Regions from separate parts of the Homo sapiens genome. Here region 2 is linked to region 1. A link is a loop called in an ENCODE intact Hi-C map of the cell type or tissue named here. Cell type or tissue: heart right ventricle. All regions are shown on one strand.

Region 1 (8,000 bases):
TCTTCCAATATCTTACTATTGCCTTATTATTACAAACAAGGGAAGGAGCTAGGTTTTCCTGGCCTATTGTAGGCAATGCCTTCTGCTGTTTGGTGTTTAAGAGATAGAGATGCTGTCTCTTCTGGATGAGCTTCTCACTGACACAAGTGCGATTTTGCTCATCTTTCTGGACTCTCCGGTGGTGGAGCAATCTTGCCCTTTATACCCTCCCACATTGCTTCTGCCACCCTTCACCCCATGTGGCTTGTGTGCCAAGGGTGGCTGCATTTGACAGCCATTATGCCTTATGTTCCAGTCTGCTCTTTCTGCATTCGAGTTTGGCTGAAGATGGAGTTTGTGGGGTCTTTAGTCACAATATCCAGGCGGAGAAGATGAAAACTGCTTTTTCATGCTGACACGTTCACATCAGCGTTCTGTGGAGCGACCCTACAGCTGCCCTAGCCTGCATGCGGCACTTCAGGTGCCACAAACAGAGGCCACAGCTCCTGCCTTTGACAAGCAGCCATCAGTCTCCTCACAGAATGGAGAACCAGGAAACCTCTGGAATCAGAGGCTGTCTCTCTTGCCATTGTCCCACATAACCATATGAGTTCACTGTACAGTCAGCCTTCTGTATCCACATGTCCTCATCCACAGATTCAACCCATCAGGGATCTCAAAAGTGTGAAAAATAATTAAAAATAATACAACATTGGGAGGCCAAGGCGGGCGTATCATGAGGTTAGGAGATCGAGACCATCCTGGCTAACGTGGTGAAACCCCATCTCTACTAAAAATACAAAAAAATTAGCCAGGCATGGTGGCGGGTGCCTGTAGTCCCAGCTACTCGGGAGGCTGAGGCAGGAGAATGGTGTGAACCTGGGAGGTGGAGCTTGCAGTGAGCCAAGATCGCACCACAGCACTCCAGCCTGGGTGATAGAGCGAGACTCCGTCTCAAAAAAAAAAAAAAAACAACAACAATAAATAATGCAAATAATAAATAGAACAACTAAAGAAAATACACATTTTAAAATACAGTATAACAACAACTTATACAGCATTTACACTGTATCAGGTATAAGTAACCTAGAGATGATTTAAAGTACATGAGAGGATAGGCCAGGCACAGAGGCTCATGCCTGTAATTTCAGCGCTTTGGAAGGCCGAGGTGTGCAGATTACTTGAGGTCAGGAGTTCAAGACCATCCTGACCAACATGGTGAAATCTGTTGACCTGACAGAAGGAGAATGAGAATTAGTCTCAGAGTTTAATATTGAATATGCTGCAGGCCCATACGCTCTCTTTTTTGTAGCAGAGTACATGAACATTATTATAATAAATGCCCTAACTACTACAAATCTTTCTAGGAGCACTATACACTATGCATTTTCCAGAACTCTATACCACACATTTTATTATCTAAACCCTCCTCTTAACCTCCCTGTCTCTACTTTTAAAAATATATATAGAAATTAGCCAGCCATGGTGGCTCATGCCTGTGATCCCAGCTATTCAGGAGGCTGAGGCATCAGAACTGCTTGAACCCGGGAGGCAGAGGTTGCGGTGAACCGAGATCACGCCACTGCACTCCAGCCTGGGTGATGGAGTGAGACCCTGTCCCAAAAAAAATTAAAAATAAAAATAAAGTATATGAGAGGATATGTGAAGTTTATACACAAATACTACAGCATTTTATAGAAGGGACTTGAGCATCCGCAGATTTTAGTATCACCGCAGATACCAAGAAACAACCATATATTGTGAGTCCTGTGAAGAAAGCAAAGTAGGCAAAGGGGAAGAAAAGTGATGGAGGCTGCTAATTTAGTTAAGGCAGACTTTTCTGAGTAAGGGCTATTTAAGCAGAGTGATAAATGACACGAGGGCCCACCTGTGCAGCTACCCAGGGGAAGGTCATTCCAAGCAGAGGGAGCAGCAGTGAGAGTTTAAGGCATGACAAGGAGGCTGGAGAGGAGCTGATGAGGGGCAGGTGCAGTCTGAAAGATAAACAGAGCTGGGCACAGTGGCTCAAGCCTGTAATCCCAGCACTTTGGGAGGCCGAGGTGGGAGGATTGCTTGAGTCCCAGAGTTCCAGACCAGCCTGCACAACATGGTGAAACCCTGCCTCTACTGAAGATACAAAAAATTAGCCGGGCATGATGGCACGTGCCTGTAATCCCAACTACTCAGGAGGCTGAGACAGGAGAATCACTTGAACCTGGAGGCGGAGGTTGCAATGAGCTGAGATCGCGCCATTGCACTCCAGCCTGGGTGATAGGGCGAGACTCTGTCTCAAAAAAAAAAAGAAAAAAAAAAAAAGAAAAGAAAGAAAGAAAAAGAAAAAAAGAACAAAAAAATAAATGCCAATTAGCTGGGCATGGAGGGGCACACCTGTAGTCCCAGCTACTCAGGAGGCTGAGGTAGGAGGATTGCTTGAGCCCGTCAGGTCAAGGCTGCAGTGAGCCATGATTGCACCACTGCACTCCAGCCTCGGTGATAGAGTGAGACCCTGTCTCAAAAACAAAACAAGGCCAGGTGCAGTGGCTCATGCCTATAATCCCAGCACTTTGGGAGGCCGAGATGGGTGGATCACCTGAGGTCAGGAGCTTGAGACCAGCACCAGTCTAGCCAACATGGCAAAACCCTGTCTCTACTAAAACTACAAAAATTATCTGGGCCTGGTGACATATGCCTGTAATCCCAGCTTCTTGAGAAGCTGAGGCAAGAGAATCGCTTGAACCCGGGAGGCAGAGATTGCAGTGAGCTGAGTGCACCACTGCGCTCCAGCCTGAGCAACAGAGCAAGACTCCATCTCAAAAAATAAAAAATAAATAAGTGAATAAATAAATATTGAAAACAAAAACTAAAAAGATAAACAAGGGCAGGGAAGGTTACCCACAGGCCCCGATCCTGTCTTGCTGTCTTTGGTTTTACTCTGAGTGGGAATAACTGCAGGGTTTGAGCAGCGGCATGACATCATCTGACTTGCTTTTAAAGGGATCACTCTAGAAGCCAGGTAGAGAATAAACTACAGGAAGACACGAGGTAGAAACAGGGTGAGGCTCACACGAAGGAGCTTCTTGACTTCAACACTGACAGGCACCCTGCAGATGAGGGTCTGGAAACCCAGGCCTCCTGCCCTCGCCTGCTCTGATGGAATATCTGCCAAGCCAAGTCCAATGGCAGGAGGAGCTAGGGGGCCCAAGGACAAGCTGCCCTTCATAAGAGCAGGGACCCTGCCTCCTCAGCCCCTCTTCTCCACTGCAATATTTGCTCTCTCATGACCAGACACGGAAGCCCTGACCACCGGTAGCTTTGCAGGTGTGGAGGGGTACCTGGGGACAGCTCCCAAGGGCAGGTGCTCCGGGTCAGCTCCTGATTCCAAGGAGAAGGGTGCGGAGTGGCCACTAGGTGACAGCATTGCTCCGCTGAGAAGGCGGCCACGCGCTCCACGGAGTTGGGTGTGTTGAAATCCCAGAAAGAAGGGGCTTCATGGGAAGTCTCAAAACCTCCCTCAGCCCCCTCGCTTTCATGGATGAGGATGGCAGTGAGGAATATGGTGGTGAATTCAGGAATTTCCAAGACAATAAATACTTTTCACATCAATCGCTTCATGTGACCCTTACAGCAAATACTGTGAGCTGGTCCATGGAGGCCTGTTAGTCCACTTTGCAGTGAGAACAGAGGCCCAGAGAGAGCACCGTGGCTGCCGAGCCCGGCCTTCTTCCGAGCTGTTCACCCCTTCCAGAATTGGGCCCAGTGGCAGGGCAGACAGTGGAGGTGGGGGGAGTGAGAAGTCCCTTTACCTGTGTCTGGTGTACAGATCGAGAGCAGCGCTCATAGTTTGGAAGTGGGGGGAGTGAGAAGTCCCTTTACCTGTGTCTGGTGTACAGGTCGAGAGCAGCGCTCATAGTTTGGAGGTGGGGGGAGTGAGAAGTCCCTTTACCTGTGTCTGGTGTACAGGTCGAGAGCAGCGCTCATAGTTTGGAGGTGGGGGGAGTGAGAAGTCCCTTTACCTGTGTCTGGTGTACATACAGATCGAGAGCAGCGCTCATAGTTTGGAAGTGGGGGGAGTGAGAAGTCCCTTTACCTGTGTCTGGTGTACAGGTCGAGAGCAGCGCTCATAGTTTGGGACCCTTTAAGGACCCTCCAGGAGCCGCTCACATCAGTTGATGGAGGGGTATCTAAATTCAACACACATAAAGTCAAAAGTGGCAGCAAAGGAGGAATTATATTTGTCACCGCCTCTCTGTATAAACACGCCACTAATGGTGTCATTATTCATTATCATGCAAAAAAGTGGGGGTGGCTTCCTTTGTGCCTCCCCCAACAGACCTAGTCAACCCCCATATTATAAAGCATCCTATTCCTCTCCTTCAGCACAGAACTAAAGGAAATCTGTTTAACATTCTTTGGTTTTATGTTGTTGTTTTGAGACAGAGTCTTACTGTGTCGCCCAGGCTGAGCACAAACATAGCTCACTGTAGCCTTGACCTCCTGGGCTAAATCGATCCTCCCACTTCAGCCTCCCTAGTAGCTGGGACTACAGGCATTTGCCACCATGCCTGGTTAATTTTAATTTTCTTAGAGATGAGGGTCGCAATAGGTTGCCCAGGCTGGTCTCAAACTCCTGGCCTCAAGAGATCCTCCTGCCTAGGCCTCCCAAAATGCTGGGATTACAGACATGAGCCACCGTGCCCCGCCAGCATTCTCTTAAGTAACTATGGGATTAATGTCGGTCCCTTCCACCAAACTGCTAGCTTCAAAAGAACAGGAACTGGTCTCTGTGCTCGGCACTACAACCTCAGCTCCCAGGACTGTGTGATGCATAGAAAGTGTACAGTAACATGAGTTAATGAATGCGCAAATGTCCTGGCCTAATGTCATGGCCTCCAAGAGGTCTCTCCTGCCGCAAGGTTTTGCAGAGTCCACAGCAAACGGCAATCTGTTGCTGCATCGGGGCCAACTGCCTTCCATGAACCCGGAACTGAAGTCGGTTCCAAGTGAAAAGCTTCCCCGGGTTTGGGCCCGTTCCCCCAGCTGATGGGCAGATAGAGCAGAATGGGAGATGACCCAGCGAGGCTGGCCCCAGCCCCACTCCCGCTCCCCAGCCCATTCACTGGCTGGGAGTCCTGCCCAGGCTGCAGGATGGAGAAGCCGGGAGAGCCTTGCTCGTAAATTACATTTTAGACAGTCTGCTGGGAAGATTAGAATCACACTGGTTTGGAGCCAGGGCTTTCCAGAGTGTCCCTGCAGGAAAAGAGGATCCGGGATAAACAGTGAAAGGGAAAGAGAGAAGGGGAGGGGAAGGGGGAGAAGGAGGTGGCCAGGGAGAGGGAAGAGGGAGGGAGAGAAGGAGAGGGAAGGGAGAGTAAAAAAAAAAAAAAAAAAAAAACAGAGAGACAAAAGACAGGGAGAGAGGGGTGGGGGCGGCGTGTACAACCAGGGCAGTGAAGACCAGAAGCCACAGAGAAGGGCCAGGGGAGACAGAGCTGGACAGAAGGAGCCAAGATTCCTACACAGGCAGGTGGGCTGGCACCACTCCCTCTGCCTCTTGCAGTTTTCCCAATCCTGGGTGCTGAGGGGAGCATGTCCCCAGCGTCTTTCTCTGGCAGAGAAGACTGATGGCCTCACTGGTCCTCAATAACAAGGGAGAAGGATTCTTCCCAACCACAGCCCAGACTGGGGAAGACGTTTCCCCAAGGTCACACAGCAAACCTGGTGGTGGATCCGAGGACTTCAGGTGCTAGGCCGCCACTAAATGCTGTTCTTGGGGTCCCCTTGTTGGAGCAGGACAGGCTTCGAGGACAGACATGTGGAGGACGCACATTCTCGCACTTCCTCGGTTTCCACTGCAGCAGCATCTACCTGTTTCTCACCGCAAGACTCCTCCCCACCACACTGCAACACCTCTGATGGAATGAACTTTGGCCTCAAAATTAAAAAAAAAAAAAATGAGCTCTAGCCTCCAGAAAGAAACAATTTTTTAACTAAACTTTAAGCCCTGAGATCACAGAGGGGCACACCTCTCGGACTGGGATTCAGCAAACCTAGCTTCAGATCCCAGCTCAGCTATAAACTCACTGTGTGGTCTTGGGGTACCCACGTGATGTCTCTGGGCCATATTTTCCTAGAGAAGCAGAAGAGTGGAGTAGTGGTCCCCAAAGGGATCTTTCAATTTTTTAACAATCCTTACCTCCCCCTTGGAAGAAATCCCAAGTAGGGTGCGCTGAGTGAGCACTGGATTGGAAGTCTGGGGCGCCCTAGGTCCCAGGAGACGCAGCTCGCAGCTCTCCCCTCACCTTGGCAGGCCCTTTCAGAGCCAGCAGCACTGGTTAAAATGCAAGCATGGCTGGGCGTGGTGGCTCACGCCTGTAATCCCAGCACCTTGGGAGGCTGAGGCGGGCAGATCACCTGAGGTCAGGAGTTCAAGAACAGCCTAGCCAACATGGTGAAACCCAAACTCTACTAAAAATACAAAACTAGCCGGGCGTGGTGGCGCATGCCTGTAATCCCAGCTACTTGGGAGGCTGAGGCATGAGAATTGCTTGAACCCGGGAGGCAGAGGTTGCAGTGAGCCGAGATCACGCCACTGCACTCCAACCTGGGCAACAAGAACAAAACCCAGTCTCACAAAAAAAAAAAAAAAAAAGCAAGCATGTCTCTTACCTGCTACTGTGTTTGAGCTTTCCTGCAACCCTGTGGGCTAGGCCTTTAAACTATGCCCATTATACCGATGAGAAAAATGAGACTTGGGCAGAAGTGATTTGCTGATGGTGACTCAGCTCAGAAGCAGCAGACGAGGCAGGAGTCAGATGGATGGAAGCCTGTCTGAGCCCACAGCCCCAGCACATGCCTGCTCTACCCAATGGCTGAACTGAGATGGGAAGAAATTTGGGGTGGATAAACGGAAGACAACAGCCGCCTCCCACAAGGAACCTCTGGATCATCTCCCCAAACCTCTTGCCCCAAATCTCTATTGTATAAAAAGATTCTTTTGTACTGACAAGAAAAACTGAGACCCAGAGAAGGTTTTGTAGCTCTGGGCATCCTTTCTGCTCCACTCATAGGACGAGAGTTACCAGAAAAAAATACAGGACAATAATTGAGACATATACTAAAAATATATTCCTAGTTTATCTGAAATTCACATTTAACTGAGCAGTTTTATTTGCTAAATCTGGTGCCTTCAGTGAGACACACCCCACTCCCCAGTTTCCATCACCCTTTAGGACTGGGATAGATGGGGATGATCCAAATCTAGAGCCTGTGTCTCTTTCTTCCCAACCAGCGCTATCCTCACCTGGAATCCTGGGCCTTGCAGTGAACAAATATTGGAACAGAAACTTGGGATACAATTATTTTGTTCAACAAAGCGTTGAAGTCCAGCCATCTCTAATGCACATCCCAACTCTCTGGGGTTGTCCAAGGAGGCCTCTGTGTTGGGGCAGCCAGCGGCTCTTGGAATCCATTGAGCCCTGACCATGTGACCTCAAGCCAGTTCCATCACCCCTCTGGGCCTCAGTTTCCACATCTGTGAAATGAGAGCCCATTCCTCCTTTCCCTGCAGCCCTGGTCCAGGAGACCACAGCTGTGGAAGCATCTCCACGCCCTGTGCCCAGCGCTCTCGGGACCCAGGCTTTGGGCTCTGTGAAGGCTTCATGTCCCTCCTCCTCCAAGGTCAGGGTGGAGGGTAAGGGGTGGGAGGGCACCCTGGTCCTGCCACTGGGAGATGCTACTTCTGCCTTGTGACCAAGTATCACACATGCCCCAGATCTATGTGTCTCCTGCCCCCAGGTCCCAGTGTAGTGCCCAGCTAGTCAAAATCCATGCTGATGCAAATGAAACACAGCCTCACACGAGGTGCCCCGTGTGGATGATCCACTGCAATCCCCACCACCATCTCAAACCCCCTGAGACTCCCATCACCTGGCAATGCTACAGTTACTATGAGTGTGGTCTGCCTCCCCCAGGTCACTGGGCCCCCGTGGGCAGTGATCCTGTCTGTTCCGTTTACTGCCATG
Region 2 (8,000 bases), 640 kb after region 1:
GTCTCAAAAAAAAAAAAAAAAGCAGGTGACAGGCCAGGCACGGTGGCTCACACCTGTAATCCCAGCACTTTGGGAGGCCGAGGCAGGCGGATCACTTGAGGTCAGGAATTCGAGACCAGCCTGGCCAACATGGGGAAACCCTGTCTCTACTGAAAATACAAAAATTAGCTGGTCGTGGTGGCACACGCCTGTAATCCCAGCTACTCAGGAGGCTGAGGCAGGAGAATCGCTTGAATCCGAAAGGTGGAGATTGCAGTGGGCCGAGATCATGCCACTGCACTCCAGCCTGGGCAAGAGAGCAAGACTCTATCTCAAAAAAAAAAAAAAAAAAAAAAAAGCAGGTGACATTTGGCTATGAACGAAACACTCAGGGCACACTCCACTTGAATCTCTTCCAGAAACCTGCAGCCTCCCAAAAAACAGTCTGATTGGAACACATTGGAAGGCCTGGGGAAATAAAAAAATGGGTTGAATGAGGTCTACTTACCCAACTGCTGCAGGAAAAGTAGCAGATGATCCTCTGTCTGCACCAAAGCCCGGTAGCCCACTGAGTCATCCTTCTTCAAGAACACCTGGATATACAGCTATAAGCCACAGTCAAGACCGGTGTAGTCAGTGAGGATCCAAATGCCTCTGAGAGCACCAGACCCCAGGAGTCAAAGCCTGGACTTAACAGAGGTACAGGCCATGGCATTATTTGATGTCTAAACAATGTAGCTATTATCTGGATGCCAGTAAGTGATACATATTCTTAGGAGCCAACATAATGATGCTGGGGTCTCCCAGACCTTTCCATGGAAGAACCTGAGTACTCCACGGGTACCACGCCATTCATCCATGCTCTAATCACACCCCACAAAGTGAGCAGGAGGCCGGGATTAGACTTTCCGCTTTAGAAACGAAGAAGCCACAGCCCAAGCAGCTGAGGAACACAACCAGATGCACACAGAGGCAATACTGGGTAGTGATGAGGAGTCCAGGCTGTGGGGTTAGACCTGAATCTGAACCGCAGTGACACCTCTTACTGGCTCCGTGACTCTGGCTATGGTACTCGATCCCACCAGGCCACAGAATCATTTTAAAACCAGGTCAGGAACAACCGCTTCATGAGAGTGTTTGGAGGGTTAAATCAATTAATGTGTAAGTTAAAAGCTTAGAACAGTCCCTGGTGCACAATGATGAGCTGGCATAAATAATACCCGCCTTTACTGTGACTTCTAACAAGTCAGTGGCTCAGAGAGCACTAGAACACATGTTTAGAGAGCCTAATCCAAGCCCCATGGCTAAGACCTGGCCCTGAGGAAAGGAAGCCATGTGCTGAGAAGCCCACAGGACAGTCTGCAAAGAAAGGCTCTGCCTTACCCGCTCAGGCCGAGTGCCGCTCTGTTCCAGGCTAAATGTTATCGTGGTGTCCAGCAGCCGCCGACCTGTCTCCACGAGGTATAGGTTAATGGTGTAGGTCTGATTGAAGCAAGCCAGAGAGTCCTAGGAGTACAGACAGCACGTGTCAACTACAGGTATCCCCCGAAAGCAAAGCCCACCAAAGGAAGTCCAAGGATTGGGGGCAAATACCCTAGAGAAGGAGCCAGGCCAGAAGGGGAAATATATGCAAAGGAGAATAAAAGAGAAAAGCAAGCTAAATCCTAAGGCAGAAATAAGGTGCCTGAGTAAATAAATGAAATTACAACTACCATACTTGTCTTGGAAGCCAGTACAGAGTAGCAGAGACTTCTGAGAGAGAGGTAGGGCTGAGCAAGGTAAGACTGAGCAAGACAGGAGGCAGGGAAACGCTTAGATGGAAGCCACAGCAGGAACCTATGCCTCCAGCCAGGGGCTCATGCCTCTGCTACAGGGTAACTGCACAGAGTACTACTCAACTGTGCCAGCCAGGATCCCAAAAGAAATGGGGACGCTGAGGCCCAGAGGAGAAAGTGGCTAGAAACAGACTCTAGGGATTCTACCTCCTAATCTCCCGGTAAAATGAGATTAAGAGAAACATCATTTAATTTACAGTACTTAGGAAACCTCATTTGAAGCTGGGAACTCTAGGACCTGCTCCTAACCAAAGCTCTTCCCCCAACTCTCTTTGGTGGCCTCCTGCGTCTCTAGGTCTGGCATACTGCCCAGTGCCACACCATACCTTTGAACTAGACTTCTCCGAAAAGCTCCCCATTGACCCATCTTCAGAACTGCTACTTTTCTGCTATGAGAAAGAGAAGGACAGGAGAAAATTCAGCCAAAGGGTCACTTCCCAGTCACTGAAATGAAGCTTTTGTTTTTGTCTTCTTAGCACTTGAGAGAAGACAAAGCTCATTTCTCACCCCTGCCCACAAAGCCTATTCAACCCTTAATAGCCCCATATGAAAGTAAGGTCATCACATTAGGGTCTCGTTCCTGGGGAGAAATGGGGTGTGCAGAAAGCTCTATAGTTGAGGCAAGACCTCACTTCTCAACAGCCTCCTGCCCGCTGGGTTCAAACTGACCAGGTCAATGTGCCCAGACTTCTGATTTTCAGGGTTCCTAGTGGAGACCAGGAAGGAAAATCCCAAGTGCTGACTGTTGTTCTCAATACTCACCACTTCATTCCGACAGGCCATGACTGCAGCCACCGTCTTCTCCCCAGTGGTGGCAAAGCTCACTAGGGCAGTCTGGGGGAAAAGCAAGGCATCAGCTCCTAAATGGGACCAGTACTAGCCAGCTGCCTTACAGAGGGTCACCTCTCCAGGGAAGGCCCTTGGCCTTAGAGTTGAAAGTGCTCCCCACTTTGGAGCAGAATGGTCAGGCATTTAAGAGCAGAGGGAGGCCTCAGTTGCATCTACAGCTGAAAACAGAACTCTCCCTACCTCCAACGCAGGCACAGGTCAATCTTAAATCCCATGCTGCTTGTTCTTACTATCTATGGGGAAGCTCTCATTTATGTCCCCATATTTCCTTTGGACTAAGGAAGGCACTAGTTTTGCTCTAAAGATCCTTTGTAATACTCAGGAGGAAATACACCATTTCTATGATAAGGCTACCTACCCCCTCTCAAACCACTTACGGGAAGGTGTCATCAATCTTGGGCCTAAGAGCAAACGTTTCCAGATTCAAAAGCACTGCCTTCTAGCATCCATGTCTTGGAGAGATCTCCTGAATCCTAGCAAACCATGTTGCCTGCAGTTACCTGTGGGAAGTTTTTAAGCAAACTCAGCGTTCCATAATGGTACTGCAGCAGAGCATAGTGGCTTGGGGACAAGTGCAGGAAGAACTGGGCCCGGGAAGCGTCCACTGGGTTGGGCTGGGTAGGCAGGACCCGGGGTTGGAATCCACTTCCAAATTCTAAGTCGAGAGACTGGAAGGCAAGAAGGAGGAGGATTATGGCTAACAGCTGACGACTCCCTGACCCATCCCAGGCTCACAACCTCTGCCCTACTTTGCCGGGGGAAGTAACTGGGCCATGGCAGGTGGCTCCAAATGCTCCAGTTCAAGTTCCCCAAAGAGGAAAGTGACTGATTTCCTCTTACACCAGTTCAGCCAGAGGCCTGAATGGCTTCCACTGCTCAGGAAGAGTCTAGGAGAAAGACCCTCCAGGGGAATCATGCCAAACTTTCTACTCCCCGCAGGAAATGCCTCAGGCCAGAAGAAGCAGTGGCAGCCTCTCACCTGCAGTGGGATCTGTCTCAACTCCCATTCCGTCTCCAGAGCCAAAGTTTGGAGGGAACGTGAGCTCGGGTCAGGACACACCAGGACAGCCTCATCCACCACACCACAGGCTCCAGACAGGTGCTGCAGCCACGGAGTTGAAACCCTAACCTACAGAAAAGTCATCGTTAACAGGAAGCTCGTGAAAGATTTTTACATTTCCCTCTCAGCCCAACAGCAATATTGCTGCCAGCATCCCACTGGGGGTCCTAAGCTCAAAGGTTCTTCATGGTTGGTTGTATAGGAGTTCTTCCTGTCCCCTGAAACCCCACCCTCCAACCTCCTGAGAGCCTTCAAAGTTGGAAAAAATATCAGGATTTTCTTTCTGGTCACTGGAAAAATATATCCGATAATTTTAAATACCTGGCACTTCAGAATCAGCACTTCTTTACTATATTTGCCATATGTGGTGTCCTACTGTGATTTCACAGCACTGTAAGATACTTACAGGCAGAGACTAGATCTATGTAATTTTTTAGCCACCCCAGAAGATAACACATGCAAATATGAGTACTTTAAATAGAGGCCTAATGGGAAGGCAGCTGGCAAGTGACCAGAATGAGGGAGCATAAGTAGCTTTTGCATCTGCCCAGCCAAGTTCCCTGTTCCCCAGTACAAAGAAATCTATCAAGTCTCCCCCAACCCCACCTTATTCACAGGCTCCTGTCACCCTCCTGTACCTGCTGAACAATCTCTCCATCTTCCACATTAAACTTGACAATGTTCACATGGCTGAAGGGAACAACTCCGAGGGCCCACACCACCCCAGAGCCGTAAGAATACACCATCTGGTAGTGGATGCTGTCACTAAGAGAGGGAAGAAGAAACCGCAGCGTCAGCTTTCAACCCAGGACAGGATTATCCTCAGGGGCTGCCAGGCCTCAGCCAGATGTCACAAACTAGTAATTCCCAAATAGGTTTTGTTTGGCTCACACAGTTTGGGGGCTTTTGTTGTTGTTGTTCTTAATTTGAATTAGTTGTCAACATTTAGAAGATATTATACTTCACAATCAGATTTCTAAATTTTCCTACGGTTAGAAGATGTGGCAACACTAGGCCTAAATACAGAGCACCAATCAGGTGGGTAAGGCTGCCCCCTCCAGGCAGGCCAGGAGCACTGCAGCTCCCATCCAGCCAGTGTTGCTCATGGATATTTCATAACCCGCCTCATAGCATTTTCTTTGTTGTGTTTTTTTTTAGACAGCGTCTCACTCTGTCACCCAGGCTGCAGTGCAGTGGTGCGATCACGGCTCACTGCAGCCTCTACCTCCCGAGGCTCAGGTGATCCTCCCACCTCAGCCTCCCAAGTAGCTGGGATCACAAGCACGCACCACCATGCCTGGCTAATTTTTTGTACTTTTTGTAGAGATGGGGTTGCCCAGGCTGGTCTTGAACTCCTGAGCTCAAGTGATCTACCCACCTCAGGCTCCCAAAGTGCAGGGATTACAGGCGTGAGACACCATGCCAGGCCAGAATTTGAAGTTTTGAGTCCTGCTCTAAACTTTGAAAATGGCCACAGGGTGTCTAAGTAGATCCTTTTATCTTGTTCCTTCTCTCTTGTTCCTTCCCAATTTCGATGCTTTCTACCAGCAGGACCTCGAGAAACCATTTCACACCTCACTCAGCCTACCCTGGGTCTTCTTGAGTTGTTCTAACTCTTAATATGAACGAAAGGCTCAGTCAGAACTAGAACTAGAACTAGAACTTGAACTAGAAGTCAGAAGGCACAAAGTACCATAACCATGAGCGAGTGAGTGGCTCCCGTAGCATGGCTCGCCCTAGCACCCCAGTTTGAGAGTGTTCTCCTCAGTGCAAAGGAAACTCCAGGCATACTCCGGAGTTTCACCCATACTCACAGCCTTCAAGATATTCTGAGTGCAACACACTCCATGGAACACCAACAAGAGACAGGCCTGGGTTAAAGCAAATGCTTCGGGTCCCTCGAGGAGAAAGAGGAGCTCCTAGAGAGTAGAACGAGGCAGCTATTGCCTGTGAGCAGGCAGCCTTACCTTTCTGGGAGATGTTCCACCCACTTGAGGTGCCCACTGGAGAGGTGATGGAGGGCAAGTGTAGTCTTCTTCAGGACTGCGATGTACCTTACAGACTCCTGCAGGCCAACCAGCCCAAGTGCCTGGAAACTGAACACAAGTACAGGTTGAGAGCAGCCCACACCTGCAGAGCCTCAGGCTGGGAGAGACAGTCCAGAACAGTACCCACTGTTGCTTAGTGGGTAAGAAAACAGGCTTTGGGGTCAAACACAGCTGGATCCTAACCCTGGCTCTGCCTCTTGTTAGTCAACTTGAGATTCTGCACTTGCAACCATTTGGCCACACTACTTGCTTCCCTGAAACCATCTGTATCTCCTAAGGGCTGTTCCCTCCTTCCCCTGGGACTTCACAGCAACTGGACCTACCCTCTGCCACATATCCATGAGACAGTGCTGTCATTACTGTGCTACCTGCCTGCCTCCCAATGGACAGCGGAATCCTCAATGACAGCAACTGTCTCACAGTCCCATGTGTTCTCATCGCCTGGGGCTCAGCACGTGTTTACCAAATGAATTACTATCAGAAAATGTATAAGCTAATACAAATGACCCTATCATTTGAACAACTTTAGGGGCCAGGCCCGGTGGCTCATGCCTGTAATCCCAACACTTTGAGAGGCTGAGGTGGGAGGATCACGGGGTCAGGAGTTCGAGACCAGCCTGGCCAACATGGTGAAACCCCGTCTCTACTAATAATACAAAAATTAGCCAGGCGTGGTTCACATGCCTATAATCCCAGCTACTGGAGAGGCTGAGGCACGAGAACTGCTTGAACCTGGGAGGTGAAGGTTGCAGTGAGCCAAGATCACACCACTGCACTCTAGCCTGGGTGACAGAGTGAAACTATGTCTCAAAAAACTCAATAAATAAAAATAAACAACTTTAGCAAAGATGTTAACAATAGGTCAGGCTGTTCTTTAAACAAAACTAAACAGTGGAAGTTTTATATTATGTTCTTATATCTGGAACATTGCAAAACTCACGAATCACAGTGAAATTAGGAACAGCATTCAAGCACAAGCGCAAACATTGCACCTAGAAACTCTGCATCTAACAGGCGCTCAATACATGTTGGCTGAGCAAGCATATCCACAATGGGTACTCAATGTCAATGGCTGGCTCTTCAGTGGTCCCTGGGAAAAAGCCAAAAGCCCAGAGTTGCTGTCTATGCAGATCTGTGTTCCGGTGAAGCCTTTAACTCAGTCAAGATAAAATCCAGTTTCTCCCCTACCTGCCACTGTCCAGGGTTATCTCCCAGTTCAGGCCCCCGATGTTAGTCTCCCAGGAACGCATGATTCGGCCTCCATTGGACACAGTGATCACATCTGGAAAAGAAAAGATCGTGGTGAAGTCATTTCCCACTTGCTCTGTCGCTTCCTAGGGTCCCACTGTGAGCAGTGGCCTCACCTCTGATTTCTGGATGCAAATACATGTTAAACAGGTACCTGTCCTTCACTGTCAGGAGTCCCCAGTCTCCTTTCCCTACCAGACCCTGTACAGATCAAGGAGCCAAGGAATGGGACAGGGAGCTGGCCGCACAATGGAGACACGGGAGGACTCTGCTTACCCTGTCCGTGCAGCAGCATGGCATCCACAGCCCCTTCTGCCGTGCCCTTGTCAACATGGCGCCACACTGAGAGACATGAAAGTTAGACATTACTATGAACAAAAGGTGGCAACCCAGAAGACTAAGAAATAAATGAAGAGCTCTTCATTTGCACAGCAATGTCCAATTTTATCTCGAGGGAGTGAAGGAGTATAGCTAACTGGCAGTGATCCAGTCCCATTCACGGGGTAATGAGGGTAGAAGGGGTTAAGAGGGGCCACTACTGTCCAGGCCCCACTACCACCCCATCAAACATATAAACAAACAACAATAAGATTAATAAAATCCATCCAATTCACAAGAAAAATAGTGATCATAAATTCTATTTCCCTTATTTTAGTGCCTAAAAACATCCGGCCAGTGTAGGTAATTAAGTGAGGGTATCTGAGAGTTTACTGCAAAGTAGAATAATGTGTTTTTTGCAGCAGCATCTTTTTTTTTGAGACAAGGTGTTGCTCTATTGCCCAGGCTGGAGTGAACTGGCATGATCACAGCTCACTGCAGCCTCAACCTGCTGGGCTCAAGCAATCCTCCCACCTCAGTCTCCCAAGTAGCTGGGAATCTAGGCACACGCCACCATGCCTGATTTTTTTAATTTTAGACATGGGGCCTCACTGTGATCCCCAGGCTGGTCTCGAACTCCTGAGCTCAAGTGATCCTCCCGCC

What was found. Peaks named below come from ENCODE experiments on the same cell type or tissue, not always from the same donor. Only the 100,000 strongest peaks of a DNase experiment are listed, where the experiment ranks them.
Region 2: a loop joins it to region 1, with 31 times the contacts of the local background. A loop is called at or near these places in 2 of 110 quality-filtered maps.

What each region holds. Positions count from the first base shown.
Region 1 is chr1:18,594,203-18,602,202 of GRCh38, forward strand. No RefSeq gene overlaps it. Among named protein-coding and RNA genes, the nearest start is that of PAX7, 33 kb to the right of the region's middle. RefSeq lists an enhancer at 5,021-5,550. In heart right ventricle, CTCF peaks have their summits at 3,370 (motif pointing right) and 3,593; DNase peaks (open chromatin) are centred at 3,399 and 4,974; H3K27me3 peaks cover 5,704 bases.
Region 2 is chr1:19,236,655-19,244,654 of GRCh38, forward strand. EMC1 (ER membrane protein complex subunit 1) reads right to left here. Exons shown (of 23, transcript NM_015047.3): 3 at 7,296-7,361; 4 at 6,960-7,053; 5 at 5,691-5,819; 6 at 4,362-4,488; 7 at 3,643-3,792; 8 at 3,164-3,331; 9 at 2,577-2,648; 10 at 2,141-2,203; 11 at 1,363-1,485; 12 at 488-584. It overlaps EMC1-AS1 (EMC1 antisense RNA 1), which reads left to right. Exons shown (of 2, transcript NR_135114.1): 2 at 3,603-4,050. Among named protein-coding and RNA genes, the nearest start is that of EMC1, 11 kb to the right of the region's middle. In heart right ventricle, a CTCF peak has its summit at 4,781 (motif pointing left); a DNase peak (open chromatin) is centred at 4,797.